Regions from separate parts of the Homo sapiens genome. Here all the other regions are linked to region 4. The links are chromatin loops, found by intact Hi-C in ENCODE. Cell type or tissue: heart right ventricle. All regions are shown on one strand.

Region 1 (4,000 bases), 1.1 Mb after region 4:
CCGTCTCTACTAAAAATACAAAAATTAGCTGGGCCTGGTGGCGCATGCCTATAGTCCCAGCTACTCAGGAGGCTGAAGCAGGAGAATCACTTGAATCCAGGAGGCGGAGGTTGCAGTGAGCAGAGATCATGCCACTGCACTCCAGCCTGGCAACAAAGCCAGACTCCGTCTCAAAAAAACAAAACAAAACAAACCAACAAACAAAAAAACCTCTCCAGGCCAGATATGTCTCAATTCAGAATGTTTTGGATTTTAGAAAGGCAGCAAGTACATGTATATAAATTACACAACACCCAACTGGAGTCTAGGGCAGCCCGCAAATATCAAACACATTAGTGTTTTTCACAGCAAAAGTATTACTATTCACACTGAGTGGGATACTCATGTTATTATAAATTAGGTTTCACCACCAAATAAGTTACAAAAGTGTTTCCACTTTTTCAGAGCTTTCAGAAACTTGGAATTGCAGACATTATGGATTTGGACCTGCCCTCAGAAGGTTACTATGAGGACTAAATACATTCAAAGTACATGCAAGTACTTTTTAGTAGAGGCTATGGTCCATTGGAGGTACAGAAGGCACTTAATAAGAGGTCACACTCTTCTCTTCTTCCTTCCGTTTCCAAATCCTACACTTTTCTCAGGCCCCTTCCACACTGTCTTCTTTATTTATTTATTTTCTTTGAGACAGCGTGTCACTCTGTTGCCCAGGCTGGAGTGCAGTGGCGTGATCATGGCTCACTGCAGCCTTGACCTCCTTGGGCTCAGGTGATCCTCCCACCTCAGCCTCCCCAGTAGCTGGGACTTCAGGTGTGCACCACCACACCCAGCTAATTTTTGTATTTTTAGTAGAGACGGAGTTTTGTCACGCTGGGCAGACTGGTCTCAAACTCCTGGCTTCAGGTGATCTGCCCACCTCGGCCTCCCAAAGTGCTGGGATTACAGGCATGAGCAACTGTGCCCCACCCAGACTGTTTTCTTTTTCTTTGACTTTTCCTGTTTATGACCCACCTCGTCAACGTGCTCTTCTCAAACCAAGACTTGCTTTCTTTTTTCCTTTGTTTTTTCTTTTGAGATGGAGTCTCACTTTGTCGCCCAGGCTGGAGTGCAGTGGCACGATCTTGGCTCCCAAGTTCAAGCTATTCTCTTGCTTCAGCCTCTGGAGCAGCTGGGATTACGGGCGTGCACCATCTCGCCTGGCTAGTTTTTGTATTTTTAATAGAGACGGGGTTCCACCGTGTTGACCAGGCTGGTCTCGAACTCCTAACCTCAAATGATCCCCCTGCCTCGGCCTCCCAAAGCGCTGAGATTACAGGCACGAGCAACCGCGACTGGCCAAGGCTTGCTTTCTTCATATCCTCCTAATCGTACTCTGTCCAGGGCATACGTAGTCATTTGGTTTCGTCTTGCAGCTTTGGAAATGCAGCTTGTACATTCCTTGGTGAGCTGGCTGTGCCATATCATTAGGGCTGTTTGAGGTAAGCTACTCCTCAAGCTGGATGCTTTCTTGCAAAAGCGTTGTCAAACACAATCCAGGGATAGTTTTCCTAGAAAGATGAGTATGACCCCCTTCCAGGGATAGTTTTTCTAGAAAGATGAGTATGACCCCCTCCCTACCAGAAAGCCCACCCCAAACAGCCTTCTCTTGCTAACAAGTGGCTGAGGGAGGGTGAACTAACAGGTGAGGAACCATCTGGGCCAATCTCTTACTCCTCTAGCAATCGGCCAACTCTAGGTCCCTCCAGGGTCCTCCAGTAGTGAAGCGTTGTCACACTGTTTTGGGGATGCCATTGGAAAGCACAGAAATATGGAGAGGGCAGAGGCGAGGCGTCCATTGTTGTTGCCTTTATGACGGTATTGCGCTATGGAATGAGAAAGTCCCTTCCCTGAGCTAAGCCATTATTATGTGGGTCCTATTCTGGCCACAGACACCACGTGAGTAGTCAGGCCTCAGCTGTTATTTCAGCCTCAGGGATGAAAACATCCGAACAGTGGAATCTTTTTTTGTTCCTGGCTCCAGTCTCGGAACCCACAGACTTTGGATTCACCGTAGTCTCCACCTATCCCCATATCAAGCGGATGGGCTTCCCGAGTCTCAGCTACCCGCTCTTTCCTTTGTCTCTGGCCTGCTCTGCGGGCACTTTCCCACAAGGCCTGGGACCCTGGAGAACCTAAGTCATCGCTCGAGGGAGAGTTTACTGGGTTCAGGGTGAGGCTGGTGGAAGGAACATCGTGGTGGTACGCCTGGGGTCTCCACGGGGAAGAGGACAAGGGGGACTTCCAGGAGCTTCAGCGGCAGCCAACGCTGCGAGCCTCATCTGCGTGCGCCCCTCGTGGCGCTCGCGGGAACTGCGGGCCGACGTCCCCTGTTTCTCTCGTTGATTTCGCCAGCTCTGATGAGGCCGGAGCGGGCCTCTTCAGAGGAATGTAGACTGTTTGCACCCGAAAACCAAAACCGTGTCCAAGGGGCGGGGCCGGCCTGCTGGCATCTAGAATGGGGCCTGGCAGAGTGGGCCCGGGAGGTGGCTCCAGGCCCAGGGCCAGCCACGCTGCTTTCCCACGTGCACAGGCGTTGGCTTCCTCTGAACCAGACTCTGGGGGGAGGGAAGAAGCCTCCGCCGGGAAGGAGAGCTGGGGGCTTTCCCTTCTGTGTGCAGCGACCTGCGCCAGGAGGCAGCGTCGCCAAAGAGTACAAGGAGAGCTTTCGCCTCTGAGATTCCAAGAACTAGCTGGGATGTTCTGAATCATTAGAATCCATTAGTTCTGACCCCTGACTTAAAACCCTCCCAAGGCTCCTAGGACCACCCACACTGGCCTGCCCAATGCTAGCCACTAGGTACCTGCATGTGGCCACTGAGCGCTTGAAATGTGCTCCTACCCACACCAGACTTTGAAGATTTAGTAGGAAACAAAAAAAGGTAAATGTCATTAATTTTTTTTTTTGTCTCTTGGCTTAATAAAACATAATAAAATCAGGCCGGGTGTGGTTACTCACGCTTGTAATCCCAGCACTTTGGGAGGCTGAGGCGGGTGGATCACCTGAGGTCAGGAGTTCGAGACCAGTCTGGCCAAAATGGTGAAACCCCGTCTCTATTAAAAAGGCAAAAATGTGCTGGGCGTGGTGGCGCACGCCTGTAATCCCAGCTACTCAGGAGGCTGAGGCAGGAGAATCACTTGAACCTGGGAGGCGGAGGTTGCAGTGAGCCCAGATCATGCCACTGTACTCCAGCCTGGGCAACAAAGCAAGACTCCGTCTCAAAAAATAATAATAATAATAATAATAATAATAAAATAAAAAATTAAACATATTAAAATTAATTTTACCAGTTTCTTTTTGTTTTTAAAATGTGCTGCTAGAAAATTTAAAATGATGCCCATGACTCACACTGTATTTGTTAGACAGAGCTATTCCAGACGTTCTCCAATGGGCCAGGCTTCATTCCTGCCTCAGGGCCTTTGCAGTTGTTTTTCTCTCTGCGCGCAATGCTTTTCTTTCAGCATGACTTTCTTTTTTCTTTCTTTCCTTTTTTGTGAGACATGGTCTCACTCTGTTGCCCAAGCTGGAAGTGCAGTGGTGCAATCATGGCTCACTGCAGCCTCGAATCCCCATGCTCAGGTGATCCTCCCACCTCAGCCTCCTGAGTAGCTGCGACTATGGGTACCTGCCACCACGCCCAGCTATTTTTTTGTATTTTTTTGTAGGGACAGGATATTGCCATGTTGCCCAGGCTGGTCTCAAACTCTTGAGCTCAAGTGAGCCACCTGCTTCGTTCTCCCAAAGTGTTAGGGTTGTAGGCATGAGCCACTGCACCCAACCAGCTTCCTTCTTTCGTATCATGCAGATCTCAACTCAAATTTCTCATACCTGGCTACTAACTAAACAGTCCCACTCCATCCCTGTTTTGTCATATTATCCAGTTTTATTGCCCTAATAGCACTTAACAGTCTCTTTATATTTCTTGTCTCTCCCCGTCCCCACCCAGCCCCACTTTCTTCGTCC
Region 2 (4,000 bases), 270 kb after region 4:
CTGGTTCCCTCTGGAGGCTTTGGAGGAGTTTGTTTCCTTGCCTTTTCCAGCTTCTACAAGTGACCTGCATTCCTTGGCTTGTGGCTCCTTTCTCCGTCTTCAAAGCCCATCATCCAGTTACCACTTCCATTTTCACATGGCCCTCTCTCTGACTCTGGTTTCTTCTGCTTCCTCTTGTGAGGACTCTTGTGATTATATCATGCCCACTCAAATAATCCAGAATAATCTCTCCTGCTCCAAATCCTTAATCATATGTGCAAAGACCCTTTCTCATACAGAGTAATGTTCACCAGTTCTGAGACTCAGGCATCTTTGAGAGCCATAATTCAGCCTGCCAGACAGCAGTGGAAGAAACTTTTCTATCCCAGCTCTACAATTTTATGATGAGGTTTTTGGAAGGATGACTGTAATTGTTTTAGCTTCAGAAACATTTATGAGGGCAGGTGAAATAGTAGACAGAAAACTGAGATTCGGGATACTGGGATAGGCCTGGATCTGCCACTGACTTGCTGTGGCATTTTTTCCTGCTTCTGCATTCTCATCTGTAAGGCCATGGAGCTGAAGACTCCCTTTAAACAGATATTCCATAATTATTTGAACTGAAGCATTGTAAGTGGCATAATATAAAAACAACAAAGGTATGTTCAAAACATTAATGGAGATGATGTATGTACGGTATCCTAGAGCCAGACACACTGTGAGCGTGTTTGAATAATAAAATCTTGGAGGAAAGCATCACCTCAAACTTAATGATAAATACTATTTATGAAGCACCCACTGTGTACAGGATGTTTTATATATATCATCTCACAAAGATCTCATAAATTACAGAATACTCTGTGTTATTCAAGCAGTTTAAGTAATGTGTTCAAGGCTTCACAGTTATAAGTAACAGAACTGTTGACTTATGCCATATCCATCTAGATCCAAGTTTAGGTTCTTTCACTTAGATCCTGCTGCCTGTGCACACACCATATAGAATTAAAGGCAGCAGTGGAGTTAGAACATTTACCAGACATTTTTAGAATAACTGGTAATATCATCTCCATCGGAGGTGGGCATTTTTGATGCAGTTAAATGGGCAGTTCTTTGTGAACCTGCCCACTGTGGTTTGAATGTGTCTCTCAGATTTTATGTGCTTAAAACCTAAACCCCAAATTCATATGTTGATGGTATTTGGAGGTATAGCCTTTGGTAAGTAACTAGGATTATATAAAAACATTATGGTGGAGCTTCCATGATGAGGCTGGTGGCTTTATAAAAAGAAGAAGAGAGACGTGAGTGGGTACACTCTTGCCCTCTCGCCATATGATGCCCTCCGCCATGTTATGACACAGCAAGAAGACAATTATCAGATGCCAGAGCCATGCTCTTGGACTTCCCAGTTTCTTCCAGAACAGTGAGCTAAATAAACTTCTTTTCTTTCTGAATTACCCAGTCTGTGGTTTTCTGTTATAGCAACAGAAAATGGACCAAGACATTGCCCAATAGGGTTGCAGAGCACTCCGTTTCTCTTTAAAGCAACTCTTTCTTCCCTATACTATACAGAGGAACAGAGAGAAATTTGTCTGTTCCCTTTGGCTCCTTTTACTGGTGCTCGTGGTCAGGATGTGCACGTGCTGAAGTTACGTGGCCAGCCATTTGCCAAGTTCTCTTGCCTTATGGAAACCAGATGGAAGCTGGAGTCAAAGTTCTCAGCCACAGAAGTGAGGCTGAGCTGCCTCTCTGGATTGATTGTCTGAATTTCAGGAGGCACAATCCCCTCTTCTCCTCCTCCCCCTGCCCCACTTCTTTTTCTAAAAACCAAGAGTCAATTTCAGAGATACAGTCTTTCCTTGTGCCTTGCCCAGACACTCTTTTTCAAAACTTTATTTTGTAGTTGCAACTTTGTTTGTAGCAAAAGCTCTGTTTGGTTGACATAAATTGGAACCAAGAGGAATAATATCCACAAAACAGTCAGTGCTAGCATATGCTTTGAATAGCCTAGATTGATAATGTGAGGTCTTGTATAACTTTACTAATCTCTACTAGCATTTTGGGAGAATTATACACAGTAAAACAATCACTCAAACAAACAAAAGCAAAAAACAAACAAAGCTGGGAGAGTGGGAAGGGAAATTTCAAATGTGTTGGTGACCAGTGAAAGTCAACAGATTGATTTGAAGCCTCATTCTGAAGTTTTCAGGGAATCAGCATTTCAAGTGAAGGAGAGATCTTAAAGTTCATCCAATAATTAATTTCATCTAGCTCGTCCCTATTTGCAAGAGCCCAAAAGAACCCATCCAATTGTGAAGTATGGTTGCCACAAAAGTCCTACTCACTACTGATGAATTTGTATACTAGTATGAAAGAGTAATGATAATTATAAAAGTAGAACAACCGGTGGAATGTGAGATCTGAAGGATTCAAATTTTCATGGCTAAATAGTTACACTCTAGTTACAGGCTCTGGGGGAATTTCAGTGCTGTGGTAGGAGCATAGGATATGAGTCAGAAACATGCTAGACTCTCCTACTTATTGGCTCTGTGGCCTTGAGGGCATATTTAACCTCTCTGAGTTTCTGTTTTGGCATCAGAAGTAAAGTTAGAATGAGTTTAAAATGTGCTGAGATTATGGTGTATGCTTACCAAATGGTAAGCATCCATGTTTTTTGTACCCATTCCATAAATTCTTGGCCTGTGTGTCTAACTCAACCCTTAAGGCAAGTATGCCACAGAGAAATATAGAGGGGAATTTATCTTTGGACCCACTCCCTATTTTTCACTTGTAGTCCTTACCCTTTTCCAGAAAGTCACGGTCTCCTTTGGAGGAGTCACGGGATAGTGGAAATAGGAGCCACGTATCTTGAGCTCAATCTTTGAGCTGTATATCCTTGAGACACTTCACTTAAAAGAGGACCAGGCCCATTAAAGAGGCTAAATAAATATTTGTTGAATAAATGAAAAAGGAATGGGTTGCACTTTCTTACGCCTTTCTACCTGGAAATTTTTTAATGCATTCTTCAAGCCCCCACTTGCATTACTTCTGTTGGCAATTTCCTTCAAAACATTGTACAGACCTGTTTTATAACGTGAGTCTCAGCCTATGCACCCCAGAGATGGGTTATGAGCTTCCCAATGGCAGCACTGTGACTTTGCATTCCCCAAGTGTAGCACAGTTTTTGGATATTGATTGCTAAAGAAACAAATTTACACTTTGGGAGGCTGAAGCGGGCAGATGGCTTGAGCCCAGGAGTCTGAGACCAATCTGGGCAACGTGATGAAACCCTGTCTCTACAAAAATACAAAAATTAGCCAGGCATGGTGGCATGTACCTGTATTCCCAGATACTCAGAGGCCAAGGTGGGAGGATTGCTTGATCCCAGGAGGTCAAGGCTGCGGTGAGCCTAGATCACGCCACTGCACTCCAGCCTAGGCAACAGAGCAAGACCCTGTCTCAAAAAAATAAAAAATACATAAATTCAAAGGTCAATGAAAACAAATTCTAAAGATGGCGTCCCAACTTGTTCCCCTCCCCACAGTTTACGGTATTTTGTGGTTCCCACACTCATATCCTTTACAGAGAATTGGCCACATCTTGCTTATTCCTGCCCACTGTACAGTCACAGTAATTTACTGCCAGTTCTTTGCTTATCTTGTCAGGAAGGTGACCCAGAATATTTTCTGAGTAGAAGCAGAAAGTCATTGCCAAGGTGTGTGTCAGAGTTCTGCAGTATCTAAGACAGATTGATCTATTAAGTAAACATAATTTTGGCTGATCGCTTTCAAGACATCAACCCCCTGAGAAATTTCATGTTGCTCAGTGAATTCAGAGCACGATACTCTCCAAACCGAACCCATCTTTCCTGTCCCAAAGATTATTTTCTCCTAATTTTCTTATTTCTTTTCATGGAAATGTTCTCTCAGTCAGCTAAAAAGCCTCTATCTTCTCTTTGTTTCTCAACACATTCAATCACTTCTCAGACCCTATTATTTGTATTCGTTAGCAGATCTGGATTTGC
Region 3 (4,000 bases), 280 kb after region 4:
CGGAAACACCTCCTTAGACCTTCTGTCACCATTAGCCTTTCTTCTCTAAGGGCTAAACAGAAACCAGAAACCAGGATTTTTTTTTTTTTTTTTTTTTAAGAACGAGTCTCTCTGGAGTGCAGTGCAGTGGCATGATCTCTGCTCACTGCAACCTCCGCCCCCTGGGTTCAAGCAATTCTCCTGCCTCAGCCTCCTGAGTAGCTGGGACTACAGGTGGATGCCACCATGCCTGGCTAAATTTTGTATTTTTAGTGGAGACGGGGTTTCACTATGTTGGCCAGGCTGGAACTCCTGACCTTGTGATCTGCACACCTCGGCCTCCCAAAGTGCTGGGAAGATTTTACCACTGTCAGTAACCAACTATCTGAGAGTGCCTTGCCTTTTGGCCTGATAAGAGACCACTGACCATGGAGTTGTGCTACAGATAATGCACAGTAAGGGTTTTCATATCCTCTGCCTCACCTTTTGACATCGGAAGGCAGAAAACTCCACCCTCGAATAATGCTAATGCTGCTGTATTTTATACATGGGACCTATGAATGGGGCATAAATCTCAATTGCACATGCGTGTGTTTCTCCTTTCATAAATATTCATGACTCCTCTTATAGTTTATTAAATAGGCATATTCAGCCACTCTGCTCAGCATAAATTCCTGTTCCCTTTGCCCTTATCTCCAAGTATCTGTTCTCGGCTTCTGATCAGAGGCTATGCTTCCCAGCCTACCAGAAGGGCTACCCTGCAGGCTGCTGCTCTTTATGAGAAATAAAACTCTTCTTTATGAATTGATGAACCACGTCATTCTTCAGTTGACACCGGCATCATGCTTGCTGGAATAAACGTTTAAAGTGTCTGGTTCATTCACTACTGTGGACAAAAAGTCTGCAATCCTTTTAGCATTTATAAATCAAAACTCATACACATGTTCAGAAGCGTAGAAGTGTTCAAAAGCAGAAAGATCTTTGCTGAGTTGGTCACATGGTCCTTACAAGGAGTGATACTGGCCCAAACATGGTTTCAAGCCTCACATTTATAAAGGGATCTTACTGGGTTCCTAATCACAAGCTATTTTCCTGACATTGTTTGTTTCCCTGAGGTCTTCCCCTTATACTAAAGAAAAGTAAAATACCTCCAACTCCTAGGGAAAGTGGAAGAAGTGCTACATTGAGGACAATGTCAGGAGACAATAGCTTACTGTGTACTGCAGATGTATTATATACATACACATTCCTGTTTGATCTTGCTGCCTTAGCAATTATGGGTAATACCTTCTTTCACCCTCAAATGTGTCCAAGTTCAATGATAAACTACTTGGTCCTCCTAAATATACAGTATGTTTCTCTCCTGGGTTCTGTGAACTGGCCCTTTTTTTCATCCTTAGGCAATCCCTGTCCTGCCGCCCACTTCTCCAAGCCACCTTGCACTGATGCAGCCATATCAATCTACTTGCAGGTGCATCTGCGTGCTATGCTTGCTCTCTCCTCTATGGTTGTACATTTGCTGACACCTCTACCTTTCCCACCTTTCTTTCTTTGCCTGGCTAACTCTTGCCCTTTCTCAAAGGCTTGGGTTCCAGGTCATCTGCTCCGGGAAAATTTTTGGATTCCACAAAGGAGAGCTGGGTCTTTCTCTGTTATGTTTCTACCAGGGCCAGGACAAAGGTGAGGTAAGTGAGGCATCTTGGGCACAAAATTTAAGGAAACCCTCATTCTCAGGGTGGTACAAGTGCCAACTCTGCAAGTCCCATGACACTGAGAGTACAGGTCTTCTTAAATTTTGCATCCTAGTCACCTAACTTACTTTACCCTATCCTGGCACTGGTTTCAACAACATCTCATATCCCTCTATCGTGATTACACTGTAGAATTTATTCGTTGATCTGTCTCCCTTATGGAAATGTAAACTTTTGTAGCTGAGGAACCACAGGTTATTCATTCCTACAACCTTAGTACCTAGCACTATGCCTGGCACACAGAAAGTGTTTATAAATGATGGTAAAATAGAAGAATAATGGGAAAAGTCAAATGGTATTGGAAACACATGGTATTAGAAACTTATTAAACTATCACGGACAAAATGGCATCTGCTGGAGAGCTAGGAGAGGATCTAGAAACAGAAAAAAATGGATAAAATATAAAGTTCACCATCTGAAATATTTCTAGTAAAAAACCACCTGACCACTAGGGAAGCCTGAAAAAGGTGGCCTGAGTACAAGATCTAAAACATCAGCAAAGATTTGGGTAGGGTGAACCCAGATTGTCCACCAAACCATTAAATCCATGTTTCCTCCAAATAGGGAATCTTCCCTGGGCCCTTTCCATCCTTCTCTATATCCATTTACATGATACGTTCATGCTGACAGTTCAGAAGGAATGGCATGGGCTGGATACTGGTGAACCTCTTTAATATGCCCATCATGATGCTAGGCTGCTCACAAAGATTATAATATTTAATCAGCACAACAGTGCAATGAAGCAAAAGCTCGTGTCCCAGTTCTATGGATGGGAAAAGCCAGAGATGCTGTGTCACTTGTCTGAAGCTACATAAGCTGGAAGATGGATGAAGAAAAACATCCCCAGTGTTTTTAAACAAACAGGGCAATTAAAACAAATGTAATTATCATCCCACAAAAATTCTTACAGACTAGAAATAAAAATATATTCATGAAGCACTTATATTTATTCATGCAAAAATCAGATCACCTACTCTGTGTTCTCCTGTTAGTGGAAAGCCCTAAAAGTTTGTGCAGGAAAACTGTTAGGATGGAGTTGGGGGAGTGAGAGGATAGATACTGAATAATTCATAGATAGCTTTAGAAGAGCAAACATACTCTCTTATAAAATGTTCTTCTGGGGCGAATGTGTGAAAATTGCAGTTACCACGTTTGCCTTAGTGCCAAAAGCCACAAGACCAAAGAACCTCAACAACAATGGCATCTCCTGAAATGTTCCCAGAGAGAAGCACCTCCTGCATGTTGTGCCTGTAAATAACATAAGGTAGGTCTTTGTATGTGGATTAAGGCAGATAATAAGACTATTGTACAGACACTTATCAGGATAGGTAGCTGGCAATTGTTTGGTGCACTTTTTGGGGGGTGGAGGAGACAAACTTTTTAGGATAAGAAGCTAAAATCTCAACTTTGTTTTTGCATTAGTAAACAGAGTCTTGGCCTTCACCTAACAGATTTACTGAGGTATGACTTCAGGCCTCATGGTTGGCCCTTTGATTTATGTGTTTCATGGACAAACTGCTATTGTGTAGGAGCCCTCTGAAAGCTTCAAAAAGGTAATTAAGGGTGAGACATTTCTCAGTTCATTTACAAAGTACTCACTCATTCCCAAAAGCCAGCGTCAGGAGGGCTCAAGTGATTTCAGTCAAACTTCTCCCAACCAAAGCCCCACTTTCTATGACAGAGTTACAAATGCTTTTAGCTCCATTTTGCCTACATTCTAGAGGACTTCTTGGCAGGGTCCATAAAGCGTGTTTTCATATTCTTTGGATTTCATCTTCGTAGCACGGCCTTATGGAAAAACATCACATTCCAAGTGCGACTGGGAAATTTCATTCACCGTAGTGGTTGCCAATAACATGTGGGGAGTTTATGGGCCCTCCAGCAAGCTGATCAGCTCCAAACAAAATGTGTTCACTGCAATTTCAGCTGATTCATTTCCATAAGATGCAAGACGATGCTATTTACTAGATATCTTAAGACCAATTTAAGTCTCTAAACTATGGTGGAATTAAATATACACTAGTTTTTAGCTCAATACTATATCATTAGAGTCTTAACAGGGAACAAAATGGTACACTCAAAAGGGGTTAGCTGAATATAATTTCATAAAGACAGGATCTACAGACACATAAGCAATGTTAAAAGAATCAACAAGGAATGGTTAGACATCCAGGAATCGTCAATAGCAGGAAGGTCTTATTGTCCCAGGCAGAAAAGCCAGAGATAGAACTTGAATGCTGGAGCCTTGGAACAAGCATGGCGTAATAGAC
Region 4 (4,000 bases):
CGTGAGATACCTTTGCAACATGCCTAGCTCATGTCTGGGGATGAGTTATTGTTAAATAAGTGCTTCAAAATCTCAATAATAATTTGTTCTGATTTTGGGTCTTGCAAGAAAAGAGATGTTTGAGTTCAGTCTTTAGCCATGAGTCCCCCAGACAGGGGAGAAAGATGGGGGAAGAGACTAGAGAGGGCATAGTTAAGGAAAGAGCATGTGTAAAGGCCCCGATGTCCTGCTGAGGGGGCCCTGGAAACTACCACAGCATTCTTTAGGTGATGGTATGATAGATACAGTGAGGGGTAAACAATAGACTTCCTCTGCCCTAGTGATAAAATAGAGACAATAGAAACCTCCCTTCCTGCAGTGAGAATCAGAGAAATTGTGACATCTAACACCCCATGCTTGTCATGCCTACCTTGGCCATGCCCTCTGACCTGCTGCGTTATGTCTTTTGATCCTGACCTCCACCTACTGTCTGATGCCAAGACTGTTGGCTTCTCTGCTTTGCTGAACTGGATTTCCTCCCAGACCATGTGTTTAGGGGAATTTGCTCCCCATTCTGAGCTTTAACCTATCTCAGTAGACATCTTGTCCCACTCCACTGGATAAAAATTGGTGGCTTTATAGCATCTAAAGCCTAGGAGAAATCAGATTTCTTAACAAGGATTCTTAATGTGCCATCTGTGGAGCACCTGGAATGAAATCACCTGGAAGTGTCTATTAAAAATTAAAAATCCTGGGCTCCATCCAAAGCACTGCAGTCAGGATCTTTGCTTGGGGCCCATTTGAAAGTAGCTTCCCAGGTGATTCTTACACATACCAGAGTAGGAGACTTGCTGCTGTTCTGACTAAAGCATTAAAATAAATTTTAAAGTCCTATCTTTTAGTTTCTGTAAGCTGACCCTTAGCTCTTTAAAAAGTGCAATTGGCAAAAGATGGAAAATTACACCCCCCACCAATGAATAGATTTGAGTCTGTGTGGGCTTCAAATTGCAAGACTCTTCTGAGATGCCCCTTATTAAGACACCCTCTCCCCAGGTAGAACCTGCATACAGCACTTCCCCAGGTAGAAAGCTCCTAGGAGGCTTCTCTCTTTGCAACTTCCTGACTTGCTTCCCGCCACCTCCCCTGGTCTTCCCGGGATGGAGACTGCACCAGGAGGTTTCCTGGTTGGAATCTCCACAAGGAGTTAGAATCCACCAACAGGTCTTCTTCTCCTAACAGCCTCTTTAAATTGAGGATTGGGCATGGTGGCTCACGCCTGTAATCCCAGCACTTTGGGTGGCCGAGGCAGGTGGATCACAAGTTCAGGAGTTCAAGACCAGTCTGGCCAATATAGTAAAACCCCATCTGTACTAAAAATACAAAAATTAGCCTGGCCTGGCGATGTGCGCCTATAGTCCTAGCTACTCGGGAGGCTGAGGCAGAAGAATCGCTTGAACCCGGGAGGTGGAGGTTGCAGTGAGCAGAGATCGCGCCACTACACTCCAGCCTGGGTGACAGAGCGAGACTCTGTCTAAAAAAAAAAAAAACACAAAATGATGACTGGGTTAGGGAGACACTAATGACCCATCTCAGGAATTCTCTGCTTTAGTGACCTTTCAGTTAATCCAGTGGACCTAGAACTCTTTTCAGTGGGATGTGAATTCTATCCATTCCGTTAGAAAGTCGAAGCCACACATTTGAAAGGTAGTTTTGTCATCTTCATGATCATAGGACTCAAAATCACAAAATTAGCTTCCATGTATTTAATCAGTGAATTATTTTTCATTGTCCATGTACCACGTGTGTCATGACCCGCATAACAAGGAATATGTGTGTGTGTGTTTGTTTATTTTCATGATCGTGGATGTTTGTGACAAATGTGCTAATTCACACATTAGTGATCTCATTGATATAAAAACTTTCTGGTAATGTAGAGGGCTGGGTTATTCTCCTCATCTTTCAAATGAGTAAACTGAAGCACAGGAAATTAAATGACATGTCCAGGGTCTGATGACTGGCACATTGCTGAGCTCACACACAGGGCCCACATACAGGTTGCTGATTCTCAGTTTGGGCCTGGTTCCACTTCCACCCTGGACTGTCTATCCAAATAAAATCAAAGACTTGTAGATACCCTAAGAGATGAAATCATGGGACATTCTGCAAGGAAAGAACATCCAAATAATAAAATGGCTTGGGGTTCTGGCACACAAGGAAATCTCTCAGCTACAGCTGGGCACAACTATGTCTTTATGACACTCCCCCGGAAGAGCCACAGCAACCACTAGATGGCAGTGTATGAACAGTAACAGGGAATAGGTTCCTGCCCTTGGTTTTTGAAGAATATTCTGGGATTACCATGGGGAAAGCCTTGGCAAGGACATCCCAATGGAATTAACCTTCAAAGAACAATGCATTTGGAGATCTGTTGTGACTTTGGGCTTCAGCCCGAGGCAAGATGGCCATGCTTTGGTACTTTAAGAGCTAGATCAGCAGTTCTGATTCACTTGGTTCAGGGTGGGGCCCACATATCCATGTTTTGTTAACATTTCCCAGGTGCTCCAGTGTGCTTCCAGCATTGATAGTCTGTGCTAGATAGAGTCCATCCACCCCTGGGTTGTAAGAACCGAATGCAAACAGCACAGTGTGACCTCCTAATGTTGTTCCAGGCATAGGATAGGCCACTGAGGCTGCAGAAATGAACGAGACATGAAGACATGGTCTCTATACTCAGGAAGCCACAGTCCCAACAGAGCTGAGATTTAAAATCCCAAATAGGGTCTAGGCATGTTGTGGAGTGTTTCTGCAGTCGAGTTCCTACTCTGCCTTGTATGGCCTTGAGTAAGTCACTCGTCTGCTTCATGACTCACTTTTGTTTAATGGGTTTTGATGGGATGCTTTCTTGGGACAATGAGGACAATAAAATTGGTGCCTTCAAAGATCTGTAGAGCAGATCCTTTGAAGGGCAGTATATTTTCTTAGTCAACTTCTGTGTACCCAGGAGCAATCTGGCTGTTCTGGGGAGAAATGGGTTACCTTGGCCTGGCATTAGCACAGCCCTCTAGACAGGACAGAGGGGGCCTTCAGCTTCTTTCAGGTCAGATGATTCTCATTTGCCAATGGTGGCATTTTAAAGCATTGCAAAGCAGATTTTTTGTTGATGATAAAGACTTTAAAAAACATCCGCAAATTCCATGTGCTGTGTTCTAGATACACATTCTAGAGCTGCAATGGGTGGAGACGGGACATTGTGTCTCCTAACCACAGAGAACACCCCATTCCTGCCCTCATCTCCCCATCTCTGTATGCCCAGCTTCAACACACTGCTGGAATTTTCCCTAAGCTAGGAAGATTTCTAGAAGGTTGCCTCATAACATCATGGTGGGTTGATGGGGCATCTTCAGGAATGGGGAGGAATTGACAGTGACGGTCTACGAGTCCTGATCTGCAGTTTTTGAACATGAAAAACTTGAAGAGCACAGACTAGATTTTACTCATCTCACTCATTATAATACCTGGCACAAGAGTAGATGTGAGTGAATGTTTGCTGAATTAAGGTTTCTGTAGCTTGATGTATTTATGACAAACTGACATTAAATATTCGATCTCAGTATCAGAAATAGCTTAGATGTTATTTGTATCTTTTAGACCCAGAAAATTATGAAATAGATAGTGTCTCCCTCTTTGCATTGGCTGCTAGCAAGCTCAGAGACAATTAGTCTCCTCTAGCAAATAACTAGTGGCCTATCTCTAGCAAATAACTAAGAAGGACCTTATGTTACACATATGTGGTTATATGATGCCTGATTTCAGTTTATTTTTCTCAAAATTGGTATTTATTGTACTGAACTATTATTTCAAGCTGCCTCAAGTTCTCTTTGGAGCAAAGAATGAGGAAACTCATTAAATCTGAAACAATGTCTGGGACAATTATTGATACATAATAGGAGTTCAATATATTTATTGAGTAAATGAATGAATGAAATTTTTATCTGAATCTTAAGATTGAATCTATCAACCA
Region 5 (4,000 bases), 1.1 Mb after region 4:
ACAGAGGCTTCTCTAGAGCAGAAAGTTCTTTTGATTGCAAAAGAGAAGACCATTGGAAATCTGCTTAGATAAACTTGCTTTGAGTCAAAAGTGAATCATTAATGTTTCAACTGCTAATCCACTTAGCGTCCTATTCACCCAGATGGCTGTTTTGAGCACTCACATCATGCTTTTTTAGAAAGATAAAAGTTTCCAGTCACCAGAGATTCAATTGAGCAAGGGTAAAAGACAATTGATGGTAGATGAAGAGATTGAAGTTTCTGAGATGAGTGAACAAACACTTATCTGGTCAATGTGAAAATGAATGAAACATTTGAAATGAACTGATATGAGTTGGTTGGGTTTTATCCCTATAATAAACTCTTTCCTTTGCCCTCCAAAAAGGATTAGGTCTTCTGCGAATGAGAGTTATAACCAACTCATCTCTGTCCTCAAGCCATATGGCCTTGACCTTTCTTAGTGACGGCCTAGTCACTTTAAACCATGGGTGGCTGTTGGAGATTTTTCTTGTTTGCAGCCAAGTCCTTCTGAAGGGTGACTTTGGCCCCATCAGCAGCTTCAGGAGCCATCTAAAAGCCAGGAGCAATGCATCCCTGCATTCCCTGAAGCCAAGGGGCTGCTCTGGCTGGCTTCCTTCCCTCTTCCCCGAACAGAACCAAGCTCCTATAGAAAATTCATAAATTCTTGGCAGGAAAGAAATCCTCCCATTGGAAGGAACAGATGTTGTACGAGTAACTTTTGCCATTATGCTATTCCTAATATCATAGTTTTAAAGTGTGGGGGGATGTTAACTTTTTTACAAATGTCAACATGTTCTGGGCAGTTTTTCCATCTCCATCTGTGGCATGCACATCACCAATCCTTCTGCTGCCCCTTTTTAAAATTTTCCAGGGAGTAGTTGGAAATTGGAAATATATTAAAAAGTGAAGGCGGAAAATTCAATTCAACAATATGCTAATGTATATCCTAATGGAGAAAGTAATATGCTGTTTCCCTCCCGTTGTAAATGTCAGAAATATTCTTTCTCGTCGCCTTAGAACTTGGAATGGTGTACAGACTTCTAACAAAGTAATTATGACCAATTAACAATCAGAGACTATTGCTGTTACCAGAATTCCCAGAGTGAGTAAAACCCCCCTTCTAAAGAAAGCCTCCATCCTGCTTCACATTCAAGGGGCTTCTAGGCCATTTGCACTTCGTTTACACCTCATTAAACTGCCCACATTATATGCCTGGGTCCCAGGTGACTGTGGGAAAAGATCAAGGTCAGTGGATGCCGCATCTACCCTCCGAGTAACCTTAAAAAGGGTGACTGCACCTCTACTGGTGCTAGCTGGGGTCCCCTCCCTGGGGACAGCGATGCCCGCTTGCGGCGGCTTCTGCGAGGGCCAGAGCGCCCGCTGGCTGTGGCCGGGCCCAGAACACGCCTGATCGCTTTTGGGTTCAAAGTCAGAATCGGGTGAGCGGTCTGGGTGGGATGGGGTGGAGTGGGGTGTGGAATCGCTGCGCAGAAGCAGAGGAAGGTGACAGCGGGGGCGGGGCGAGGAAGCAGCGGAGCCAGATTTAAGTGCGCCGCCGGATCGTCCCGCAGTTTCCGTTCTCAGGCCAGGTTTCCCCCCTTCCGCCAGGTCGTAGCCAAACCAGTCCCCAGATCCGTGTGGGGCCTAGTGTCGGAACCCGCACCCCAGAATAGCTCGTTCTTGAAGCTCCGTGCTCAAGTGGAGGTGCAAATGGGAGCGCTCGCGGGGTGGGGCGCGGCTCGGGGGGCACCCATATCCAGAGCCGATCCCATCCCGCGCCCTTACCCAGTCCCAGTGGGCCCCTGTGCGGCTTCCCCCGCATCCTCTCTGGGAGGCCAGTCCGCTCTCCCAGGCGCGGCTAGGGGCGCGAGGGACTCAGGAGAGCGTGGCCACCCCTCTGCGCCCGGAGCTAGAGGCGGGCGCAGCGCCCGCGCGGTCTGCAGTGCCCCCCACCGGACGGCCCGGCACAGGACGGCTCCGGACCTGGCTACCCGCTCCGCGCCGCCTTTGCTGGAGGGAGCCGGCGCCCCTCCTCTTCCTCCCTGTTGAAGCTACCAAAGTTGTGAAATTTACAATCAAGTCAAGGAGAATACGCTGGCGCTGTCACTGCCTGGCTTCCAGCTCCCGGGGACTGTGGACTTCTAGGCTTCCCTTTGGCTAACGTGAAAATAGACGGGACAAGGTCATGTAACCATTAAGTGGGAATGTGCAATAACGTGTCTGCTACATGACAAATACTCGCTAAAAGACGGACATCGTTATGATTACTCGCTGGCTAGGCTTTGGCTTCTCTGGAGTCTGCTCCTCTGTGGCAGATAGGGATGGTTTCTACCTTTCCTTTGAGGTAGAAAAGGAACCTGAGCACCCAGCTGGGGTCCAGTCTTGCAGTGCCACTAACTCCATCTATGGCTGTGGCCTCAGCTGTCTCCTTTTTGAACCTAAATATTCTCATTGCAAAATGGGAGTAATCATACTCCACCCACAGAGTTGCTACAAGATGAGAAATGAAGGACTCCTTATTCGGGGCAAACTCACTCCCACTGTCAGCTGGCGGGTCCCAGACCACCTGTATCTGTAGCACGTAGCAGGTGCAGTGCATAACATTTGACCCTACTCACAGGCGGCGCTCTTTTCTTTTTAATTTATTTTTGTAGAGAGAGGGTCTCCCTTTATTGCCCAGGTTGGTCTCAAATTCCTGGCCTCAACCAAGCCTCCCACTTCAGTTTCTGAAAGTGCTAGAATTACAGGAGTGAGCCACGACGCTCAGGGTCCTTTTTCCTGAAACACATAGTAGGTACTCAATGCAAGTCTCACCCACCCACAGCAGCTAGCCCATCTAGGGTGCCTTTTGCAGCCCTGTCTGTGACCAGGAAGCCTGGGCTGTGGGAGGTTTTAACTGTTGGGATTCTTCTTCCTTCTCTCCCCTTGACACCCCTTCCACAAATGCCTGGGATCCTTTCTGGAAATTGGTGATGTTAGAAATAATAACACACAGTCCTGAGACATAGTGCAATGGAATGCACAGTCAGAGGACCTGACTGTCAAGGGCAGCCCTGCTAGTTAGTTCCTGGCTATCTTTCTCCTGCAACCTCTCTGAACTCCAGTAACCTTATCTTTCTTTCTTTTCTTTTCTTTCTTTTCTTTTTTTTTTTTTTTTTTTTTTTGATACAGAGTCTCACTCTGTCACCCAGGCTGGAGGGCAGTGGCATGATCCTGGCTCACTGCAACCTCCGCCTCCTAGGTTCAAGTGACTCTCCTGCCTCAGCCTTCTGATAGCTGGGACTACAGGCACCCACCACCATGCCTGGCTAATTTTTGTATTTTTAGTTGAGACGAGGTTTCGCCGTGTTGGCCAGGCTGGTCTCAAACTCCTGACCTCAGGTGATCCGCCTGCTTCAGCCTGCCAAAGTGCTGGGATTACAGGCGTGAGCCACTGCGCCCAGCCCAGTAAACTTATCTTTCTTTTTCTTTTCTTTTTTTTTTTTTTTTTTTGGAGACAGAGTCTCACTCTGTCGCTCAGGCTGGAGTGCAGTGGTGTGATCTTGGCTCACTGCAACCTCCCACTCCCGGGTTCAAGCGACTCTTGTGCCTCAGCCTCCTGAGTACCTAGGATTACAGGCGCCCACCACTATGCTCAGCTAATGTTTTTGAATTTCTGGTAGAGACGGGGTTTCACCATGTTGGCCAGGCTGGTCTTGAACTCCTGACCTCAGGTGATCCGCCTGCCTTGGCCTCCCCAAAGTGCTGGGATTACAGGCGTGAGCCACTGCTCCCGGCCGTAATACAATATTTTATGCCAGCAATCCAAATTTTGGGACTGTGTGATAAGGCACCAGCAACTTTGAGGTCCCATACTGGTAACTTCTCAAGATCTCTAATATGATGAACTTTAAGTGAGAAAAAAAAAATACAGAAAACCAGTGTTCAATATTTACATGGCCTCACCAGTCACAGTGCACTTCTGTGTACATTATATCCAT
Region 6 (4,000 bases), 290 kb after region 4:
AAATCAGCTTGGGATTGGAGGAGACTCTCTGGGAGATAATCTGGCCCAGAGCTGCAATACTGAGGACAATTTCATCAGCATTGACAGTGCATCTGAGGAGAGGCTGGTCACAGCAAACAAACCATCACCCAGGACAACAGGAGTGAAGGCAGAGAGCAAGTCTGCACAGTAAGATTAGCTTGTACAAAAACACTGCTCAACCAACTCAGCTCTGCTCACTGCACTCATCAGAATATGAATGCCACAGCCCATGTTGGAGTCAGTTGCAAAACTCATCTGCAGTTAGACATCCTAAGACTCAACCCATACCACTGACTGATATGGAAACTGAGGCCCAGCAAGGGAAACTAATGAACATCCCATCAAACACCAAGGGAGGGGCTGAACCAGGATGGAAACTTAGCTCTGGCCAAACCATCATTCTAGACAGTTATTCCTAGAGTTAAAAAAAAGAAGAAATTTCACAGAATTCCCAGGTTTGCAGAAAAGCCACTGATTGAGCTGCTGTGTTTGTGTCCATGCAAGCAACTGCAGCCACCTCTACAATTCAGTTTAGTGACTTTATTTATTTATTTATTTAGGCAACCTGGCCATTCAACATCTGCCTCTTGGAGGGCCCTGTGGAAAACTGTGTGGCCATAATGTGAGCCACTCCCAAGAGAAAGGTTCTTAGTCAGCAAAGGTGGTCACGCTAGTTGGAAGAGTCAAAAGGAATTAAACTCCTGTCCCATGATCTTTAGATCTAACAGAGGCACTGGTTCCCTCTTTCAAAGCTTTTTGTAGGAAGGCCTGTCATTTGTGAGGCTCTCTGGCTTCAGGCTTCTGCCTATCTTCTGCGAGGCACTGAATCCCAAAAGAAGTGGAAAGTGGTTGGTCGGGGACAGTGGTGTGCTGGTAGACCCGCTCTCTGGGGGATGGTAAAGGAAAGCCTTGGTTTCCTGCATTTGCCCGATATCTGTGGTGCAAATACTTTCCCCATGGTGGCTTTCAAGCTACCAAGGATTCACAACCGGCTCACAGAATTCCTGAAAATTTAACAATCCACTCTCATGCGCCTGCTGCAGCCATTTCCAGCCCACCTCTGTAGCTCTCTAAACAGCAGGGCCTCATGGATGAGACTAGAGAGGGGAGATGTAGCTGGCTCTGTTTAATTCTGTGAGGTCAAACCACACCTGGGAGGGTGTGTCTGGTTTCAAAGCCTACATTGTAAGAGGAACATAGGCACACTGAAAATTGTTTGATTTGGGCAAGAAGCAATTTCGTCTGAAAAGCCCACCGGGAGACCTATTGCTGGAATGAGAATCCAGGGGAAGAAAAACACAGGGTATCCTGGCCATTGTTTCCAAATCTCTGTGGGGCTGTAAGGTACTTTTCCTGAGGCGTGGAATCTGAACAAATGGGTTGGGGAGGCGTCTAGAACCGGGATGCTGATTTCAGCTCAACCTAGGACTTTTCCGATAAAGCCACCCAGAGAAAGGCAGAGCTGCCTGGCACCATGAGGAATGCCATCACTAAAAGAATAGCATAAAGAACATAGGGCACCCACTAGGTGGGGCTGTGACCGTGGGGACTCCAGGGGCCCCTTCTAGTTCCTGGGGTCTGATCCTGCAATGGACTCTTCTTCCTTTTCCTAGGTAGCCAGTTTTATCTTCTCACTTTCCACTCCCCTTTTCTCTTTCTCCTCTTTCCTGGGCTCTTTTTCTTAGCTGCCTTTAGCCTCTTTACTGGGTTGATCTTCCTTCTGGGACATTGACCTCTAGAGCTTCCTGCACAGAGCGGACTCAGCCCCTTCTCTTTCTCAGGACCCACTTACACCCCCGGGGGAGAGAGCAGGGGCCCTCCTTGTCTTATTTTTCCTTGCTTTCTCTTCTCTCTTCCAACATTCTCAGCTCCACATTTGTGATTGAAGAAGGGCAAATAAACAAATTGAAACTGAAACTGAGCATTGGCCATAAAGTGAGGACATCTGGGAGGCTTGTAAGGAAATTTACATGCTTGCCTGGTTTCAGGTTGCATATTTTGTGTTGCCTGGTAACAAGCCCAGCGTTCCCTTTCATGCTTTATTCTCCTCCTATCCCCTGTTTATAGTGTAATTACCACTGTGACATCATAATCCCTCATTGAACAGCTGTCAGGGGGGCCCAACTGCTGAGTAAACAGGGCTTTATAATCTCTCCTCCCATGGGCTGGTTTACTAAATAGATCAATATTTGGTTTGTAGGCACAGAGATTAGGAGGTGGAAATGTCTTTTGAAAAAGCCCAATCTCTTCCCAGGGCCCTGAGTGCACCTGAGAATGCTGAAAAGAAAAGCCAAGTTCACGGACAAAAAAAGAATCACCCAAGCTGCTTTCACCTGCCTGCGATTTCCCAGGAAGCCAGTTTGTCTTTAAGAAGTGAGACCCATTTGAGAATGAGTAATGTCTTAGGCTCTTTAGTCTAATGCTTAGAGAATTCCACTTTCTTCTTTCGCTCGGCCTCCCCCTGAGCTCCCCTTTCTCTGTCCCCAACTCCATTTTATTTAATCTTTCTAAATGGATATTGTAGCCTCAGGGACTAAAAGAATGACACATGGATAAACAGGAACTAAGCTCCTAAGCTTTTCCCCTACCTGCCATCTTCCTCACCACGCATGAGGATTAGAAGCATCACAAAGAAAGCAGTCTCGGAAGTTTGTCAAATAGAGATTTCTGGGTGATGGTTTGGGAAAGGATGATTTAGATCGTGCCTCTCCTGGGTCGGGAAAGTGACTGAAACACATAACAGCAGAGAACTTGAAGTGCTGGTTTGAGCTTCAGGAGATGTGAGTTCTAGCCCCAGTGCTGCCTGTGATTTTCTCTGTGACCTGGGACAAGTCCCTTGTGGATACGACAGGATATGCGGGCTACAGGGATCTCTGAGGCTTCTCCCAGGTAGGCAAAGTGGAGTGTCAGACTAAGCTGGGCTCAAAAGTTTGTCCTGACACTAGTTAACAGCAAAGTCTTCAAATCACAGGCAACTCTTAAGAGTTGCACTTGCTTCGCTGTAAAAAACGGGAGAATTAATGAATCACTGTGAAGACTAAATGAGATAATGGATGGGGCACACCTCACTGGGTGTGTGATACTTGGTAGGTGTCTTTTTAAAGCATAATTCCTATAAAAACCAAAACTATGGTTTAAAAAAAGGCTTGGAGGTAAAAATTAGAAGGAAAGGAAAGTAAAAGAATAATAACAATCAACACCAGTGTAAGCCATTCACAAGACACAAAGTCCCTTTCACGTATATGATCTTAGGTAATCTGGGCAACAACCTTGAAGAAGAGAAAAGCACCACATTTATTGATCTCTTTGAGTGGGCCATTCACTGTCCTAGTTTTTCACAATCATCTTGGTGGGTAATTTTCCTATTTTGAAGGCCAGGGTCCAAGATTACCCAACTGGTGAGTGTTGGAGCCAGCTCGGGTGATTTTGGTTTGAAACCTCTAAATCCCATGACACAGAAGTGGCAGGATCAATGTGGAAAGCAAGGCAGCAAAATGATGAGGTACTAAAAACTAATGACCTAGATGAAGGAAAGAAATATTTACACAACATCATATGCTTCTTTCACAGTTGTCATGCAACATCATAGTACTTTGCTGATTCAGTCATTTCACAGAGTAATTAGCGTCTGTCTCTGAAAAATAAAATACTGCAATTGGCTGCCGTCTCTAGGACTTTGTGACTTCCTTTGGACAGGTGGTTGCAAAAAGCCTACACCTTTAAAAGTGCCCCCTGAAAGTTAATGAATCACTGTGAAGACTAAATGAGATAATGGATGTGACACAACTCTCTGGGTACCCAGAATGGAGGAGATGGTAGGCCATGGCAGATGGTAGGGGAGAAGCTGGCTTCAGACAATCTACAGAAACCCAGTTTCCTGATTTTTCTGTGCAAGGAATAGCACAGGCATCTGATAATTCCACTATTCTCTCTGGCTGGTGGCCTTCTCTTTGAAAGACTGCATGGTTTCAGTTCAGTT
Region 7 (4,000 bases), 1.1 Mb after region 4:
TTGATATAGCAATAGCGTCAATTTTTTTTTTCTTTTACCTTTACAGGTGAGAAACCTTACCACTGTGACTGGGACGGCTGTGGATGGAAATTCGCCCGCTCAGATGAACTGACCAGGCACTACCGTAAACACACGGGGCACCGCCCGTTCCAGTGCCAAAAATGCGACCGAGCATTTTCCAGGTCGGACCACCTCGCCTTACACATGAAGAGGCATTTTTAAATCCCAGACAGTGGATATGACCCACACTGCCAGAAGAGAATTCAGTATTTTTTACTTTTCACACTGTCTTCCCGATGAGGGAAGGAGCCCAGCCAGAAAGCACTACAATCATGGTCAAGTTCCCAACTGAGTCATCTTGTGAGTGGATAATCAGGAAAAATGAGGAATCCAAAAGACAAAAATCAAAGAACAGATGGGGTCTGTGACTGGATCTTCTATCATTCCAATTCTAAATCCGACTTGAATATTCCTGGACTTACAAAATGCCAAGGGGGTGACTGGAAGTTGTGGATATCAGGGTATAAATTATATCCGTGAGTTGGGGGAGGGAAGACCAGAATTCCCTTGAATTGTGTATTGATGCAATATAAGCATAAAAGATCACCTTGTATTCTCTTTACCTTCTAAAAGCCATTATTATGATGTTAGAAGAAGAGGAAGAAATTCAGGTACAGAAAACATGTTTAAATAGCCTAAATGATGGTGCTTGGTGAGTCTTGGTTCTAAAGGTACCAAACAAGGAAGCCAAAGTTTTCAAACTGCTGCATACTTTGACAAGGAAAATCTATATTTGTCTTCCGATCAACATTTATGACCTAAGTCAGGTAATATACCTGGTTTACTTCTTTAGCATTTTTATGCAGACAGTCTGTTATGCACTGTGGTTTCAGATGTGCAATAATTTGTACAATGGTTTATTCCCAAGTATGCCTTAAGCAGAACAAATGTGTTTTTCTATATAGTTCCTTGCCTTAATAAATATGTAATATAAATTTAAGCAAACGTCTATTTTGTATATTTGTAAACTACAAAGTAAAATGAACATTTTGTGGAGTTTGTATTTTGCATACTCAAGGTGAGAATTAAGTTTTAAATAAACCTATAATATTTTATCTGAATAATGTTTTTTATTGTTTTGTTTTCCTCCTGGAAAAATATGAACAGTGTTTGGTTTAAACACACCGGGTTAATAAGGCATGTAAGAAGCACGCACAAAAAAGCCAACTTTATGTCAACAAATTAAAATACCTTTTTTTATTAAAAAAAAACTATTTAGTTTTACCATAAATACTATCAATATAGGGCTGAGAACTCTTGATTATTGTACGTTTAAAAATTACAAGATTAAAAACCCAGTTCAGGTTTGCTCTTTCCAAATGTACGTAAAGCTACGTGAAAGCAGTTTCCTTACCTATGATTTTCCCAGTAGAAACAGCTTAATCATCCTTAAATTTGCTCAGTTTAGTATGAAAATATTTATGAAATATATACATTTCAGTTTCATATTTGAAAAAAATCTTTATGGTTTGTCTTTTAAAGTAAATAAAAATAAAAAAGTTTTCTGTGGAGGCCTGTCCCAGCACCCCTCACATCTGAGTAACAAAAGAACCTTCCTACAGCAGACAACCCTAAGAACGTAGTTCCACAGTGCCCTCCTGAGGATTAAAGGGTTCATTTATGCTTGGTGTGTGTTAAAGATACATCACTTCTACTAGTTACAGCCTTAAAGAGGTCAGAACCAAAGTTTCTGGCAGATTGTTTTAAAGCTAAATCAGTTCCCCTGACTGAAGGTGGGAAAACAAACTGAAATAAAATAATTTAAAAATTATTCAAATTCATAAAACTAAGTGTAAAGTAAGATGGTGTTATGGTAAGTTTGTAGCGTTTATATTAGAAGTTTTAATATTAAAACTCAAAACTGCCCTGTTAGAATCTGAAGTTCTTGAGATGGGTGCCTGAAAGATTGAAATTCATTTGGGGCTATCGCAAAATGGAAAAAGCATTTGTGACACTTGTTGACACCTTATATACTTGTAATAGTGATGTGGGTGACTAAACATCATCAAGGGGACAGAGCTCACTGCTCACTGGCATTTTTTTTAGAGTGCTTATTAACTATTGATTGTATCTAGTGTCCAGAGGTGCGTTTGTACCATGGGTACATGTAATAAATGAAATAAAAAATGGATGTTTATAAGAGGCTTATGGTAGATCAGCACAAGGTATTTTCTTTGGCTTTTGAGAGTCCACCATGACTGGAAAGCATAGCATGTGTCTCTGCTTAAAAGAAAACAGGTGCATCAATAGGATGGAATTTTATGTGGCCAAGAACATATTCAAAGCATATTTAATGACATGGAAAAATGCTCATAGTAATGTTAAGTGGAAAAAGCAGGATATAAGACTATCAACAGTACCAATTCAACTGTGTACATTTAAGTGTATGTGTGCTTTGAAGGAGAGAGAGAGAAACAAAAGGAAATTAAGAGAAAACCCTAGAAGGAACTGCCAAAATATTCATACTGGTTTTCTCAGTTTTAATTTTCTTTTCTTTTTTTTTGAGATGGATTCTTGCTTGTCACCAAGGCTGGAGTGCAGTGGTGTGATCTCGGCTCACTGCAATCTCCACTTCACAGGTTCAAACGATTCTCCTGCCTCAGCCTCCTGAGTAGCTGGGATTACAGGCGCCCACCACCACACCCGACGAATTTTTGTATATTCAGTAGAGACAGGGTCTCACCATGTTGGCCAGGCTGGTTTCGAACTGCTGACCTCAAGTGATCCGTCCACCTAGGCCTCCCAAAGTGCTGGGATTACAGGCATAAGCCACCGTGCCCAGCCTAAATTTTCTTTTTTGAAGTTTTCAAATATTCTAAAACAGCTATAGTAAGTTTGAAAAACTTTTTCATAAGAATGAAGATATAAAGAACAATTAAAATTATTTAAACAAAAAGCCCTCATTAGAACACATTATTCTGTAAATTATGTTTAGATTTCTTTAAGTTTAAATTTCTTAAATTTCTGTTAAATTGTGGTTGGTTGCTTTTGTAATCCACCTCTGTTATACAGAATCTTTTGGCACACGGTGTATGAAAATGACTGAAAAATGCCATCTTTATATTTGCTAAGTGCATATTATCTCGAATAGAAGAAACATGCATAAACTATCAAGAATTTTAAATTTATTTAAAATTTTCTGATGTCATAGATTAACATTCCTCTACGTTAACTTTTTCTTTATTCTTAATTTTTATTTAATTCTTTTTCTTCAGCTTTTAAGTTCAGGGTACATGTGCAGGATGTGAAGGTTTGTTACATAGGCAAACATGTGCCATGGTGGTTTGTTGCACCTAGATATTAAACCCAGCATCCATTAGCTATTCTAACTGATGCTCCCTCTCCCCAACCCCTATTTTTTTAATTTTTAATTTAATTTTAAAAAATTTTATAGAGGCAGGGTCTCACTATGTCGCCCAGGTTTGGTCTCGAACTCCTGAGCTCAAGCAATCCTCCTGCCTCGGCCTCCCAAAGTGCTGGGATTACAGGCATGAGCCATAGCACCCAGCCTACATTAACTTTTTCTAGCCTGAAAAAGAAAGCTTCAATATCTAAAATGAATGAGGAAGATTTCCCAAAACTGTGACCAAACAAAATACTATTCGACATACGCCAATAGCTAAATTATTTACTCTGGGACCTATCAGCTGTGGGCTCCTAGGTGTGCTGTCATTATGGTGTTACAGAGCCGTTTATACACTATACAATAAAGAGTACCTAATAATTGTGATGCCTGCTTATTATATTTTCCTTATGACACTTAATTTTACTGTTTCTTATTTTAACTTGTGTGCCTACACACACAAAGGATTAACAATGATGTTTCCTACACACATCAACAGACTTTCAGTCCACCTATTTTCCAGCAAAATGTCTCTTCTGATAAAATTCTTTCTGCCTGAAAACGTATTTGACTCTTGCTATCCTGTTTCAGTTTGTA

The links. Hi-C counts contacts between places; a loop is a spot of excess contacts. Peaks named below come from ENCODE experiments on the same cell type or tissue, not always from the same donor. Only the 100,000 strongest peaks of a DNase experiment are listed, where the experiment ranks them.
Region 1: it touches region 4 in a loop (2.4-fold over the local background); 21 of 110 quality-filtered maps call a loop at or near these places.
Region 2: it touches region 4 in a loop (2.6-fold over the local background); 10 of 110 quality-filtered maps call a loop at or near these places.
Region 3: a loop joins it to region 4, with 2.4 times the contacts of the local background. A loop is called at or near these places in 27 of 110 quality-filtered maps.
Region 5: it touches region 4 in a loop (11-fold over the local background); 75 of 110 quality-filtered maps call a loop at or near these places.
Region 6: it touches region 4 in a loop (2.2-fold over the local background); 27 of 110 quality-filtered maps call a loop at or near these places.
Region 7: a loop joins it to region 4, with 19 times the contacts of the local background. A loop is called at or near these places in 65 of 110 quality-filtered maps.

The regions. Positions count from the first base shown.
Region 1 is chr9:107,423,780-107,427,779 of GRCh38, reverse strand. LINC01509 (long intergenic non-protein coding RNA 1509) reads left to right here. Exons shown (of 8, transcript NR_121581.1): 7 at 445-499. Among named protein-coding and RNA genes, the nearest start is that of LINC01509, 41 kb to the left of the region's middle. In heart right ventricle, CTCF peaks have their summits at 2,151 and 2,357; a DNase peak (open chromatin) is centred at 2,479; H3K4me3 peaks cover 844 bases; H3K27ac peaks cover 1,112 bases.
Region 2 is chr9:108,294,794-108,298,793 of GRCh38, reverse strand. The region is part of intron 4 of LOC105376214 (a long non-coding RNA gene); the gene reads left to right. Among named protein-coding and RNA genes, the nearest start is that of ACTL7B, 560 kb to the left of the region's middle. In heart right ventricle, no CTCF peak of the experiment used is centred here; a DNase peak (open chromatin) is centred at 1,633.
Region 3 is chr9:108,283,444-108,287,443 of GRCh38, reverse strand. All of the region lies in intron 4 of LOC105376214 (a long non-coding RNA gene), which reads left to right. Among named protein-coding and RNA genes, the nearest start is that of ACTL7B, 570 kb to the left of the region's middle. RefSeq lists an enhancer at 3,669-4,000. In heart right ventricle, no CTCF peak of the experiment used is centred here; no DNase peak of the experiment used is centred here.
Region 4 is chr9:108,564,222-108,568,221 of GRCh38, reverse strand. No RefSeq gene overlaps it. Among named protein-coding and RNA genes, the nearest start is that of ACTL7B, 290 kb to the left of the region's middle. RefSeq lists an enhancer at 2,176-2,295. In heart right ventricle, a CTCF peak has its summit at 2,260 (motif pointing right); a DNase peak (open chromatin) is centred at 2,251.
Region 5 is chr9:107,463,733-107,467,732 of GRCh38, reverse strand. LINC01509 (long intergenic non-protein coding RNA 1509) reads left to right here and starts at 1,148. Exons shown (of 8, transcript NR_121581.1): 1 at 1,148-1,265. RefSeq lists an enhancer at 880-1,379 and a silencer at 1,882-2,061. In heart right ventricle, CTCF peaks have their summits at 1,777 and 1,987 (motif pointing left); DNase peaks (open chromatin) are centred at 1,532 and 1,982; H3K4me3 peaks cover 1,344 bases; H3K27ac peaks cover 485 bases.
Region 6 is chr9:108,270,274-108,274,273 of GRCh38, reverse strand. All of the region lies in intron 4 of LOC105376214 (a long non-coding RNA gene), which reads left to right. It overlaps LOC105376212 (a long non-coding RNA gene), which reads left to right. Exons shown (of 3, transcript XR_930235.3): 1 at 1-2,910. Among named protein-coding and RNA genes, the nearest start is that of ACTL7B, 580 kb to the left of the region's middle. In heart right ventricle, CTCF peaks have their summits at 1,352 and 1,555 (motif pointing right); a DNase peak (open chromatin) is centred at 1,543; H3K27ac peaks cover 629 bases.
Region 7 is chr9:107,481,973-107,485,972 of GRCh38, reverse strand. It overlaps KLF4 (KLF transcription factor 4), which reads left to right. Exons shown (of 5, transcript NM_004235.6): 5 at 47-1,121. The coding sequence ends at 222. Among named protein-coding and RNA genes, the nearest start is that of KLF4, 5.8 kb to the left of the region's middle. In heart right ventricle, a CTCF peak has its summit at 1,657; no DNase peak of the experiment used is centred here; H3K4me3 peaks cover 1,957 bases; H3K27ac peaks cover 2,353 bases.